2 separate regions of the Mus musculus genome follow, and region 1 is linked to region 2. A link is a contact called in ENCODE Hi-C or POLR2A ChIA-PET data. All regions are on one chromosome and are shown on one strand. Each heading gives the region's core, a stretch centred on a gene start or an enhancer-like site at or near the end of the contact. The rest is flanking DNA. Distances are from core to core; before and after follow the strand shown. Region 1 has its middle 33 kb from the start of Arhgap32. Region 2 holds the start of Arhgap32 (Rho GTPase activating protein 32).

Region 1 (6,770 bases), core at 531-3,030, 35 kb before region 2:
GTGCCAGCAGGTTTGGTGTGTGAATCTGCTAATCAGAAGCCTCCTCAGGGGTCACAGGGGTCATGGGTCAAGTTAACTTTCCTATCCAAAGCTTCTTAGTTCATCTGGGGTTTTTAGGTCATTCATTATAAGGGAGGGAGGGCAGAAAGGGAGGTGGAAAAGAAGGAGGGCTGGGAATGGAAAGAAAGATGAAGGACAAGTTACTGGTAGTGCCCCTCTCTACCCTGCTTAGCGTCTCTGCCCGTTGCCTTTTTTTGTGTCAGTGTCTCACTATCTCAGGCTGGCCTTGAACTTCCTATCTAGCCTGCCTGGAGCTCTTGCCCTCCCTGCCTTTACCCTCGGAGATTACAGGGAAGCAGTACCTCACCTCACAAATAGGACTGGGTCCTGTTTTCTCTTTCTGGTTTTAAATTGAATTTTGTTTGTTTCTTAAACATGTGTCTCTGTGTGTGAGAGAGGTGCCCAGGGACATCAGAAGAAGAGGGCATCAGATGCCCTGAAGTTGGAGTTCCTAGCCATTGTGAGCTGCCCCGCAAGCTTGCAGGAAGCTGGACGAAGGTCCCCTGGGAGAGCAAGTGTGTTCAGCTGCTGAGCCATCTCTCCAGGACCTGATTTTTCTTTTTTAACCTGAGATTTGAACCTGGCCCTTGCAGATAGCAGTCAATTGCTATGCTCCTGGCTCTTGCTTCTGTTCTTATCCAGGTCCTAGTTACATATTAGCCAGACACTGGAACTCAGTAAGCCAGAGACTAGAGAGAGAGGGGGAGCAATCCTGCCTGCAGCCTCGCTGGATTCAGTGTCCTTGTCCTGACTTCCCAGTGAAAACAGACTCCTTTTCGCTTGTGTGTTTATTGGGACAGGTGTAGAACTGGCACGTTCTTGGTACACAGTGTTTCTTGCACACAGTCATGGCAGCCTGATGTGTTTGTGATTTCCTGTGCACAGGGTCCTCCTGCCCAGCTTAACAAACTGCACACAAGAAATTAATAAACATCTCAAAGTTGAATCTTCCCATTGCTCCTGGGCTTCTTTAATTTGGATGTACCAACCTTTGTTATGACATTTCTTGGCTGCACTTCAAAAATCACCGTTGCTCTGTCTAGTCTGGAAAATCTGAAAGCTAGCGGCAGGAGGAGGAAGTGTCTTCATTGTCTTGATCCACCACATACCAAGTCAGGGACTGCCAGACCAAGAGGGTATGCACAGCAGACTATGCGCTTTTGAAGGATACTGAAGGAAACAGCCTCAGGGGGAGGTACATTCTCATTATTATTATGGTGAAAATACTGGAAGAAAAGCCAAAACCAAATACGCCGAGGTCTGATATCCAAAAATGTTCTTGGAAAAATGTTGACTGCCAGCAAAACGCTCAGCCAACCAGAGTTTTTCTGATGACATCATACCCCACAAACTAGTTTTATTGGTAGGAAAGCTCTTAGGTGTTGTGAGAGCGTGGAGTTTCCACTGTAGCACAAGGAAAATTGTCTGTGGCTTCCTTTAAGGGTCTACTGAATTCCATTGTGCCACTATTTCCAGCCACGCTGAGCCTGTTCGGGGCATTTGTTACAACACTGACGAATTAAGAATCTTTAGTTTCTTTGATTCTCCAAAGCAGCTGCTTCCAAGTCTCCAGTTTTGAACCTTTCTTTCACAGAAATCTTTAGGATGCCACTTACAACCACCGTTCCTCACAGAGGTAGGAAGCAAGGCCTCAGTAGGTCAAACTGTAGAAAGGGATCTTGAGGGGAAAGGAAGTAGAGCGGGCTACACGCCTGCCTTTCCATCCGATGAATTCAGTTTGCTGGCACGTTCTAAGTCCGCTATGCACTGTGATGCGGCACTAAAAATAGCTCCGAGCTTACTTCCCTCCTTTCCAGCCTGTAGTCCCCCAGACAGAGGCCCTGCTGTCTGCTAGTCTGCGCTGGAATTAGCCCACGGTGTCAGCACTGTGCTGCATCCCTGCCACCGGAGGCTGCCGCCTTTTCCAAGCTCCTGTGCCCTTTGGTTACCTGTGAGCAGGAGGACGGCCGGCCACACCCGTCCTTACTGATGTAAAGGATGTCATGGGCTGACTCACACTGTCTGTGTTATTTCAGACAGCAGGCTGTTCCTGCCCCCACCACCTCTCTGCGTTGCAGCCTTCCCTTCTCTGTAACCTTCCCCACTCTCCCGTGCGTCCAGGAAACCTCAGCCTCACGACTCCCCTGCTGTAATCTGTTTCTTTCTCTCAGCTGCCATCTTTGCTACTGTCTGCCCAGCTATGGACTCTCAAGCTGTGTTAATGACTCTTGGACAGGTTTATATACTTTTTGAGTTTTTGAGTTTCTAGAGATAATCTGTATGTTTCCCTTCACCCTCATCCAGACATGCCAGGACCATTATTACTAAGGGTGAAGCCACTGCCCCTGGGAATCAAAGTGTGTTAATATATTCATGGTGCCAAGGGTTTGTACCATTAATGGCACAAAGGAGTTTGGTAAAGATCAATTAAACCTAAATTCTAGAATATAAATGTTTAAACACTTTTTCTTTTGATTTTCAAGACAGGGTTTCTCTGTGTAGTCTTGGCTGTTCTGGAACTCACTCTGTAGACCAGGCTAGCCTTAAATCCCAGGCTCAAGGGATACTCCTGGTTTAGTCTCAAGAGCAGCTGAGAGTACAGTTACTTACCTGGCTCCAATTAGGCAATTTGGGCATAAATTACAATGTGTCTCAGTTGCTATTGCTGTGATGAAATACTGTGATTAAATGAATCTGGGGAGAAAAGGGTTTGTTTGGCTTACACTCCCACATCACTGTTCATCATCTAAGGATGTCAGGACAGGAATTCAACAAGGTAAGATCCTGGAGGCAGGAACTGATGCATGGGCCATGGAATGATGCTGCTTAATGGCTTGCTCCCCTATTTTCTTGTAGAAGCCCAGGACTATCATGTTGGGCGGGGCCCTCCCCCACCAATCACTAATTAATCACATTTTCTCACTTGAAGGCCCCTCCTTTCAGGTGACTCAAGCTTGTTGTGTGAAGTTGACATAAAACCAGCCAAGACATAGCGCAATAAAGTCATAGAATAATCCAGCACTGGCTCTCTAAGGGCCTCAGAGTGGGAGGCCCAGTGGCAATGCAGGTGCAAGACTCGAGAAAGTTCTCAAGGGACAAACTGGGATGATCTCACTTGCCTTGACAAAGGCTCTTTCTTCACTCACTCCAGGGCATGCTATTACTCTCAGGTGACATTTTGCCACTTAGTTCCTATAGAAGTGTTAACAATTAAGGAATGCCATAAAACATGAACTGATAAGAACACAAAGGCTTGGCCTGACTTGTTTCACTGCAGAACAACAGTCTCCCAAAGGTGGAACCGTCTCTGCAAGCCCAAAAAGCTTACAGAGGAACAGAGAGGAATGTGAGGGCTGTGCTGGAAATTCAGTGGTAGAGCATGTGCTTAGCATGAGCAAGACCTAAGGCTAAAAAGTAGTGAACGGAAAAAAAAAAAAAAAGGACAGAGGGAAGGAACAAGGAGAGAGACAGAGAGACAGAGAGAAGAGAGAAGAAGGAAAAAGAGGAAGAGGAATAGGAAGAAGAGGAAGGAGGAGGAAGAGGAGGAGGGAAAGAAGGAGGAGAAGGAGAAGAGAAGAAGGAGGAGAAGAAGAAAGAGAAGGAGGAGGAGGAGAAGAGGAGGAGGAGGAGGAGGAGAAAGAGGAGGAGGAGAAGAAGAAAGAGAAGGAGGAGGAGGAGAAGAGGAGGAGGAGGAGAAGAGAGAGGAGGAGGAGAAGAAGAAGAGGAGGAGGAGGAGGAGGAGAGGAGGAGGAGGAGAAGAAGAAGAGGAGGAAGAGGAGAAGAGGAGGAGGAGGAGAAGAGGAGGAGGAGAGGAGGAGGAGGAGGAGAGGAAGGAAGAGGAGGAGAAGAAGAAGAGGAGGAGGAGAAGAGGAGGAGGAGGAGACTGAGAGAGGTCAAAGTGTTTGTCTCTAAGGCTCATACACAGAGTGAGATTTCTTCAGCAGACTGGTAGGCCCAGGCTCTTAGCCCCACCCCTTAGGGTCTTGGCTAACAACAGCATTTCATAATTCACTGCCTGAAGTCCAAAACACTAGCTGGCTCAGCGGGGTTTTTTTGTTTTTTGATTTTTTTTTTCTTTTTGTTTTTTTAAGACAGGGTTTCTCTGTGTAGCCTTGGCTGTCCTGGAACTTACTCTGTAGACCAGGCTGGCCTCAAACTCAGAAATCTGCCTGCCTCTGCCTCCCAAGTGCTGGGATTAAAGGTGTTTGCCACCACAGCCCAGCCTGGCTCAGCTTTTTAACGTATGGGGTGTATCCCCATAGAAAGCCGTCCAACCAAATACAGGAGCTGTGAGAAAAAATCACCAATAGCAAAAAGTTTCTGAACACACGACAAAAAAGATTTATTTACTTATTTAAAATCAATCTGAGTTGTTTCTGGCAGTGTTTGCCCACATGGCATAGAGCAAGCTCACTGCAGCCTTGGTTGTACATATTCAACATGCACAGCTCTGTATAGTCTATACCATCACACTATGAACCAGTGAACACTCCTGAATCCGTTCAGATTGGAGGCAACTGCAGACATTTTGCATTGCAGTGTTTCTACTGCTCATACAGGATTTTCCGCTCCTTTTCTCCTGATCAGCTTTTGCCACGGCTCAAGGTTCAGACTATGGTATCTTGTGCAGACCAGTTTCCTCACTTAAAGAGCTAGAATGGACCAGGCAGTGGTGGAGCACGCCTTTAATCCCAGCACTTGGAAGGCAGAGTCAGGCGGATTTCTAAATTCGAGGCCAGCCTGGTCTACAGAGTGAGTTCCAGAACAGCCAGGGCTATACAGAGAAACCCTGTCATGACCAAAAAAAAAAAAGCAATCAAACAATAAATTAAATTTAATTATGCCCTTGTGCTGAACAGTGTGATTTTGGGGGGGGGGGGGAGAAAACCCAACCATCATAGGAACATGCGGCAGAGATGGTCCTCGCTAAACTTCCCACATGTTCCCTCCTAAGTTAGGCAAGGAGAGCAAGCTAGTTCTGCCCAACAAACTACATCTTCATCTCTCATCTCTGGCAGAAATGGCTTGTTTATTTTGGTTTTGATAGTTTATTTTGAGACGGGGTCTCTTTTTTTTGTTTGTTTGTTTTGGTTTGGTTTGGTTTGGTTTGGTTTTGGTTTTTCGAGACAGGGTTTCTCTCTATTTTGTTACCCTGGCTGTCCTAGAATTCAATATGTAGACCAGACTAGCCTCAAACTGGAAGAGATCCACTTTCTTCTGCCTCCAGAGTGTTGGGATTAAAGATGTGTATGCACCATCATCACTGGGCTTCACGATGGCAGTCTTAACAATTCTCAAGCTAGAGTCATGAGCCGTTAGATGAAAGGCCATCTGGCTTCTTAGTGACTGTTGATAGGACAGCTGGAGATAAGGTATCCCCTCTGTGAATTAAAAAAACCAACCAACCAACCAAACAAACAAACAAAAAAAACGCGCCTCTCATATGTGTCTTAGGGTTTGTGAATAAAGCATCATGCTGAAAAGTGGCTTGGGGAAAGGAAAGGGTTCATTTCAGCTTAGACTTCCACACCATAGTCCATCACTGATGGAAGACAGGGCAGGAATATGGAGGCAAGAGCTAATGTGAAGGCCAGGAAGACTGCTGCTACTCACTGGCTTGCTTAGCTTATTTTCTTGTAGTACTCAGTGATAGGTTATTTCTCAGGCACTGTTGAAATGAGCCAATTCAAGCCAGATTAGATTATATTAAAGCCGGTTTTATTGGGAAGCTGCTCTCGGGTGAGTTTACTGGGCCCAAGGATTGAAGCCAGGGGAGTCACCATGGGAGAAAGGGGGAAGAGAAAGAGACAGAGTACAGCTGAGGGTGCACCAAGGAGGGCAGCCCAGCCTCTCTAGGCTGGAAAGTTCAAAGTTGAGGGCGGGGTATGCCAGGTAGGGACTGAAGGATGCTGGGAGAACCTAGAGGCCAGGTCTGCTTTGGTGTGTAAAGTATGCACCTCAGTCCCTTGTCTTGAGTCCAGAAACCAAACACTCAGGACCAGCAGCTCAGTGGTAGCAACCCCCACAGTGAGCTGGATATAATTATCCACTGCGGAAAACGCATCAGAGGCCAGTCTGGTGGGGGTATTTTCTCAACCGAAGTTCCTTCTTCCAAGATGCCTCTAGCTTGTGTCAAGCTGTCATAAATTTAGCCAGCACGCCATTTTCCCCTTGGGTACAAAGGTTTGTTCTGACTGCATAATTTGCCTTTACTCTAACCAATACCACAGAGAAACATTCATCAAGTGTGGGCTTTATTTCTATTTCTACCACTGCCCAAGAATTGCTCAGTCAGTCAAGGACGCTTTCAGCACAAGCATCAAGACCTGAGTTCAACACCCCAGAATCCACAGGACATGTCAAAGCAGATGGCTCACTTGGAAACACAGCCTGAGGTTCTCTGCTCTCTGCACACACATGCACTTGCAGACACGTGTGTGTACATGCACATGCATGCATGTACACACAGACACAATCCTCAAAGATTATATAAATCATATGCATTTGTTATAGAAAATTTTGACTACCTGTTGCAGTATAACCAATTTAAGCTTACAAGTGAATGAGATTCGAACTTATGGTTATTTTATTTGGCTTTGACAATGATGTGGGGGTAACCCCTAATCTACCTTTCTATCTACTGGTCTAGCTACCTCCCCAGTGGCATACCCCAAATTCTTGCTGTTTCTCCTGGTCAAGTGAGCATGGTC
Region 2 (6,093 bases), core at 2,941-5,440:
ACTTTAAAAGCCAGGAAAACGAGGCTGCCTTGAGGAATAGTGGGAGGCAGAGGTGAGGTCGGTGCCAAGAGAATGACAAAGGTAAAGAATGGATAGGTGGGCGGGGCTTAGGGATTGGAAAGGCTGGAGGAAGAGCTTCCGGTTTCACCAGTAGTGTGGTTAGAAGCAGGGAGCCCTGGAAGGCTCCAAGCAAGGAAAGTTAACCATTTGAAAGACATTCTCAGCCTGATGGTGGTGGTGGTGCATGCCTTTAAGTCCGGCAGGGGAATCTCTGTGAGTTTGTGGCTAGCCTGGTCTACAGAGCTAGTACCAGGACAACCAAGCTTACACAAAGAAACCTTGTCTGGAAACAAACAAACAAGCAAACAAACAACCGCATACTCTGTTGGCTGTATTGAGACTAGCCCTTGGGAAGAAAGAGTGAAAGCTCACTGGGTAGAGCGATCTCAAGACTCTTCCTGGATGTGGATGGCTAAGCAGGAAGGGATTATGTAGATTATAATTTTCTTTTAGGACCGGAAATGTAGCTGGGTAATAGTAAATGTTTGTCTAGCAGTATGTGTAAGATATGTAAGATCTTGGGTTTGATCCCTGGGCCTTCACACACACACACACACACACACACACACAGACACACACACACACACACACACACACACACACGAGACAGAGAGATACACACACATACAGAGAGAGAGACAGAGACAGAGAGAGGGAGAGAAAGAAAGAGAGAGAGAGAGAGAGAGAGAGAGAGAGAGAGAGAGAGAGAGAAGCTGAACATCATGGTGGCACATACCTGTAAACCCAGGACTCAAGGAGCAGAAGGATAGCGAGTTCCAGGCTAGCCTGAGTTACATAATGAGTTTGCATTTGAGTTACACAGAGAGACCCTGTCTTTAAAAAATGTTCTGTTTCAGATACATCAATTTTGAACTATCCAAGCATAGATGTCTGGGAGTCAGCTGCATATATAAGTCTGGAGCTCTGGGAGAGGTCAGAGTCAATGCATGGAATTCTATTTAAAGCCTGAAGCTGGAGACTGCCCAGGATGGGAGTGTAGATAAAGAATAGGAAAAGCCCAAGGTCAGAGCTCTGAAGTCAACATTCAGACTACTAGAGGACAGAGGGATGACAAAGGACTTGAATGATTCAAAAGCAAACATGCAGACAGGTGCAGCTGGTGTCATGGTTTTAAAAAAGAAAGAAAAACCGCTTTGTGGGAGAAAAGTGATGGGTGAGAAGATGAAAAGCTTATCATTTCAAGTGCACCCAGATTTGTCAAACCCCAATGAAGAGGACACCGTAAGTCCTTAAAATGTCTCCCAATGGCTAGGAGAAATGCTTCAGTTAGCAAATCTTTTTGTTTGTTTGCTTGTTTTTCAAGATGGGTGTTCTTTGTGTATCTCTGGCTGTCCTGGAACTCCATCTATAGACCAGATTGACTTCAAACTCAGAGATCTGTTGGCCTCTGCCTTCCAAGGGCTGTGATTATAAAGGCGTGGGTCACCACGCTCAGAAGATAACAAGTGTTCAACAACAACAACAACAACAACCAAACTTCCTTTGTTGCTCTCCCCCTTTTAGAATGGGAATGTAATATGGAGCTGGTCTCTTGGTCAGAAAAATAAATACACAAAGCAATGTCATTTGTCAGCTTGGGAAAATTCTCTATTAAGCTTGGCCCACTCTTAACAACTTGCTTGTCTCAAGCCAGCTGTTGAGTATTCAGTTTTGGGATTTAAATAAGCTCCTTTCTCTCCTTCTCTACAACTCAAGGTTAGGCAAGTGTTACAGTCATCTGTGAGGCTGCTCTTTGGCTGGCTTTTCTTGTCTGCACTGTGACTCTGCTTCTCAGCCCTGAGAGGACTGCAATGCAACAGATCTGAGATGCAGGGAGGGAGCCCAGATGCCACCTCCTGGAAGATGACAGTGCCAAGGCTGAGCGAGGAGGCCAGCCTGAGGCATCCAACAGCTTGGGGTGGGGTGTGCATTCCTCTTTCCTTGTAAATACCGAAGCAAGTCACACATAGAAAGCAAATCCTATCACTTAGCTTTGTTTTATAGTTGGATAGACTTTTTCTTTTTCTTTTTTAATTCTTATTTTTAGGGAATGTTGCAATTTTTGTGATTTATAAATTTAGTCGCTGAGGATATCAGGAAGACCGAGGTACTTGATTACTGGAAGTATATAGAATACCAAGGTCAGATGTGAACAGAACTGCCCAGTGGTCAAGCCTTGGGTTAATACGCAGGCTTAGCACTGATAAGCACTGACACAGAGGTCATTCGGAGGATTCTTTCCAGCGGGAGGGAGCAAGGCTCGCAACAGACAAAGGAGGATCAGAATCCCTGGACTTGCCTGTACCTCTCAGAAACCCCGGAATCCATTCTTTCTTCAAACTAGATAAAATACAAATAAAAATATAGTTCCCAAAAGACTTAAGAGGATTTAAAACACTATATATACATATCTATCTATCTATCTATCTATCTATCTATCTATCTATCTATCTCCTAAACCCTACCTATCTCCTTTATCTATCACCGAAGCCTAACCCTGGATTCATCTAATCATCAAACAGTCAGTATTTCAGGGTTTTATGTAAGACTTTAGGACATGAAGGCTTTCTGACTGGAATGCAGATGGACTCCGGAGGATATGAGCTGAGAGTAGTCAATATACCATGCCCTTGGGCAAAACTGGCCTCCTGTGGTGACCCAGTTCTTCTTCCTCTCTTGACTGCCTCGGGTATCACAGGAGAGTCACATTTCATGCTCACCATTCCCCAGACCAACACAAGTTACTGGATTCATTCTTGTGCCTCGGGTAGACATTGCTCACTGGGACCCAAAGGGGAAGTTTGGATTTGGTAAAAAGAAAGAAAATTCAATTTCAGGTTTTCAGAGTTCCTTGTTTACCTTCTCTTCAAGAAGACCCCTAAGATCCTTCTTCCAGTAGAGGGCTGAGGTTCATCTACCAAACATGGCTTCTTGATGTTTCCCATCCTAGTCTGTGTCTCTGCCATTCACATTCCACAGCTTTCCTGGTTCTATGCTAGAAAACATGTAGGCTATTTACCCTAAAGTAACGTTGGTTCTACTGACACTGTCAGGAAAATGGAATTACCATACATGTTCATTACTGTACACTCTCTAATTTCTCCCCAGGATGTGGTAAAATCCTGGTTTGTGTGTGCCCTTGAAATTCAGCTAATTGCGGTCAAGGCCATGTTTTACATTCAATGACTCCCACTGAAATGACTAAATGCTGAGTGGACCCAATCACTGCAGTGACATTAGATGATGCAGTATTTGGCATTAATAGGCTTAAACATAAAAGCAAGTTACGTAGGTTAACTGCTCCCCTTGCCCCCAACATTTCGATATGGAACGAGTCAGAAGGACTAAAAGGTATATAGATTAAAAGGGGGAGAGGGGGATGATGGAAGCTGCGGTAGAGGAAAATCAGACTATCCAGCTATCTCTCCTGCATTTTGTCATTCTGATGGTCGTTGCAGGTGGAAGTGCTGTTCAGCCTTCGGAGGCGGAACAAAAGAACCATGGAAGAATCAAGGGCAATGGCATCCAGTCAGGGGATTCCTAGGGAGTCCCTCTGTATCCGTCTCTTACCACGCACCTTCAAGTTCCCTACTCTTTCACCCTTTCTTGCCCTTCTCCTCAGCTACACCACTTTGAATTTGCTGGTCCAGAACTCTGGATGAAGAAGCTAACTGAGGGAACTCTCAGGCACCCTGCCCCTCAATTCCAAAATATAAGCGGTGCGAGTTCATTCTAGCCTCCAAGCAAGCAGAGAGCACGGGCGGAGGATCTCCTGCCTAGCGGCAACGACCCCTTCCCTCCCGGGTGCAGGGACAGGATTGTAGGGTCAGCAGTGGGAGGAGAGAAGCCACTGCCGTAGTCTCGGACGATGCCTTTTCCTGCGGCGGCTCTGGAATCTTTGCCCCCCCACCAGGACACAGAGGCCGAGGGGAGGACAGCCAAAGTGCAAGCCCCAGGGCGGCCACTCGGCTCCCCTCTTCCTCTCCAAGTGGCCCCCAGCCGCGCCCCCCGCCGTGCACATGCTTTCCCGGGACAACAGCAGGCGAGGCCTCGATGCGCGCGAGGCGGCCGTGCGCGCGCTCCTTGCGCCCTCCTCGCGCGTGCTCGTGCCCGCGGCCGCGGTGGCGCGCCTCTTCTCCCGCTGCGGGCGTCGCGGGTGCAGAGGAGGCGGAGCGCTGGAGGCGGAGGCCAAGCGGGCGCGGACCAGCGGGGCGGGGGCGACCCGAGGCGTGCGGGCGAGGGGGCTCTGCAGCGCGCGGCGGCGGCGGCGGCGGCCCGGGGGTCGTGACGGCCGCGGAAGGGGAGCGCGCCGCTTGCCTGAGGTGCAGACCCAAGGCCGCGGCCCGCAGCCGGCGCCCCCGCGCCTGACGGGGCGGCGAGGCGGGATGAGGCGCTGGCGCGGGGGGCGCCCGGCCGAGCCCCCGCGGCGGCCCTGGGCGGCCCGGCGCTAGGCGCGGCGGCGGCGGACGAGGACGGCGGGCCCAGCCCGCGGAGGGCAGACACGGAGCGGAGAGCGGCGCGAAGCGACGCCGCGGCGGCGCGGCGGGGCCGCGGGGCTCGGTAAGGCGCGGGCGGGCGGGCGGGCTGGCCGGGGGCGCCGCTGACGTGGGCCGCGCGGCGGGCAGGGCTGCGGGGCCTCCTAGCTTGGCCGGCACCGGTGCTTCTGGGCGTGCACGTTGCGATAGGATGCTCTTGGGGGCATCTCGGGTCTCTCCCGCCTCCCGGGGCGACAGAACTGCGTGCCCGCCACCTCTCGCTAGCATCCCTCGGCGAACTGGGCGTTCCGACGGCCTCCGGGCCTGCTGCGACGCTTCCCGCCCGAGGCCGAGTCCGGCAACTGCGCCCCTCCACGGGGACCCGGCTGCTCCCGGAGGAACCCCGGCGCGGGTAGGGGCAGCGGAGCCAGCGGTCTCCGCTCCCTGGGACTCCAGTGGAGTTTCTCCTCTTATTCTAATTGGTTGAAGTTGCTGTTTCAGTTGGACATTAGTGATGACTTAGTGCCTCTCTCTTCCCCCTGGCTTCCCTCGTCACCTCCCGCGTACTGCGTTACCCATTTTGTTGACTAGAGTAAATATTTATGTTAAAGGTTTCGTGCCTGGCGTAGAGGACACTGGAGGGAGAAAATCAGACCTGATTTCTTAGCTTTAGTCTGGATCCTTTAGATCCTTACCTGCAGTTGAGACTTAGAGAAAGTGGTGGGAGGAGGAGGCCCATCTCGGGATGCTTGGGATGGTCTCCTAGTTATCCTTTAGGAAATAGAATTGGGATAATTATAATCTTGATCGTATGCAGAACTACAGTCAAGCTGTAAACTGCTCGAGGCACTGCATGATGCTACATGGATAGCTGGGCCGTGGCACTGTTGTCAGCATCTCTTTTATTTTCCATTCTTTCAGAGTTTTATTTGGCGCAGATTGAGACCTTTTAAGTGCATCTGAATGGGCAGAACTTTTCTGATACATTGGTTGCTTATGTAAACACTGCCATTATTTGTGTGTTTCTATTGGAAGAAGAAAAGGCAAACGGTGCTTGTCGTAACTGGCCCTTGAAGTCCACAAACTGCTTAGTTTGATTCAGTGACTGGGTTTGTGGGAATATTTTTGAGTAATGATGCTTGTGGTTGGTGAATGCATTTTTTTCATTATTGAATGAACTGACGTCTACATTTGTTCCTTGGCCTTGAGTGGGAAGGCATCAGGAGCAGCAGTTGCCACAGCACAGCCTCAAGAGTTCAACCCTCTTGCTGAATGTTCTTGTTCATCGGGTTGTTTGTAAAGATGAGGGATGCTGATGTGATGTGATTCCCATTAGCAGGGATGTCTGGAATCTGATTCATCCTAAAGATAGCTATGGTGGAGCTGCTCCTCAGGACCAGAAGTGAGGTTGGAACTGTGCTTAAGCCAGTTAATCCGTTCTTATCGTGCTCTGTGTGGCAGTCTCTGGAATAAAGCAGCACTTTGGACAGAGGCTTGTCCAGCTGGAGCTATGGTGGCAGCCTAGATTGCTTATGATCCTGCCCATGGAGATGGGGGC

Evidence for each region. A loop is a pair of places that touch in the nucleus more often than their neighbours do. ChIA-PET counts read pairs that join two places held with the same protein, here RNA polymerase II (POLR2A).
Region 1: a map of left cerebral cortex shows a loop between it and region 2 (1.9-fold over the local background). The contact joins the enhancer-like site here to the promoter of Arhgap32 in region 2. A Hi-C loop is called at or near these places in 4 of 37 maps with a recorded cell type or tissue (adrenal gland and left cerebral cortex). POLR2A ChIA-PET finds 5 or more read pairs at or near these places in 3 of 5 experiments (all embryonic stem cell).

Annotation. Positions count from the first base shown.
Region 1 is chr9:31,995,916-32,002,685 of GRCm38, forward strand. No RefSeq gene overlaps it. Among named protein-coding and RNA genes, the nearest start is that of Arhgap32, 33 kb to the right of the region's middle. Within about 2 kb of position 1,781, at least 1 of the 3 ENCODE cell types and tissues checked has a DNase peak (open chromatin) inside an H3K27ac peak, as active enhancers do.
Region 2 is chr9:32,028,113-32,034,205 of GRCm38, forward strand. Arhgap32 (Rho GTPase activating protein 32) reads left to right here and starts at 4,191. Exons shown (of 23, transcript NM_001370958.1): 1 at 4,191-4,620.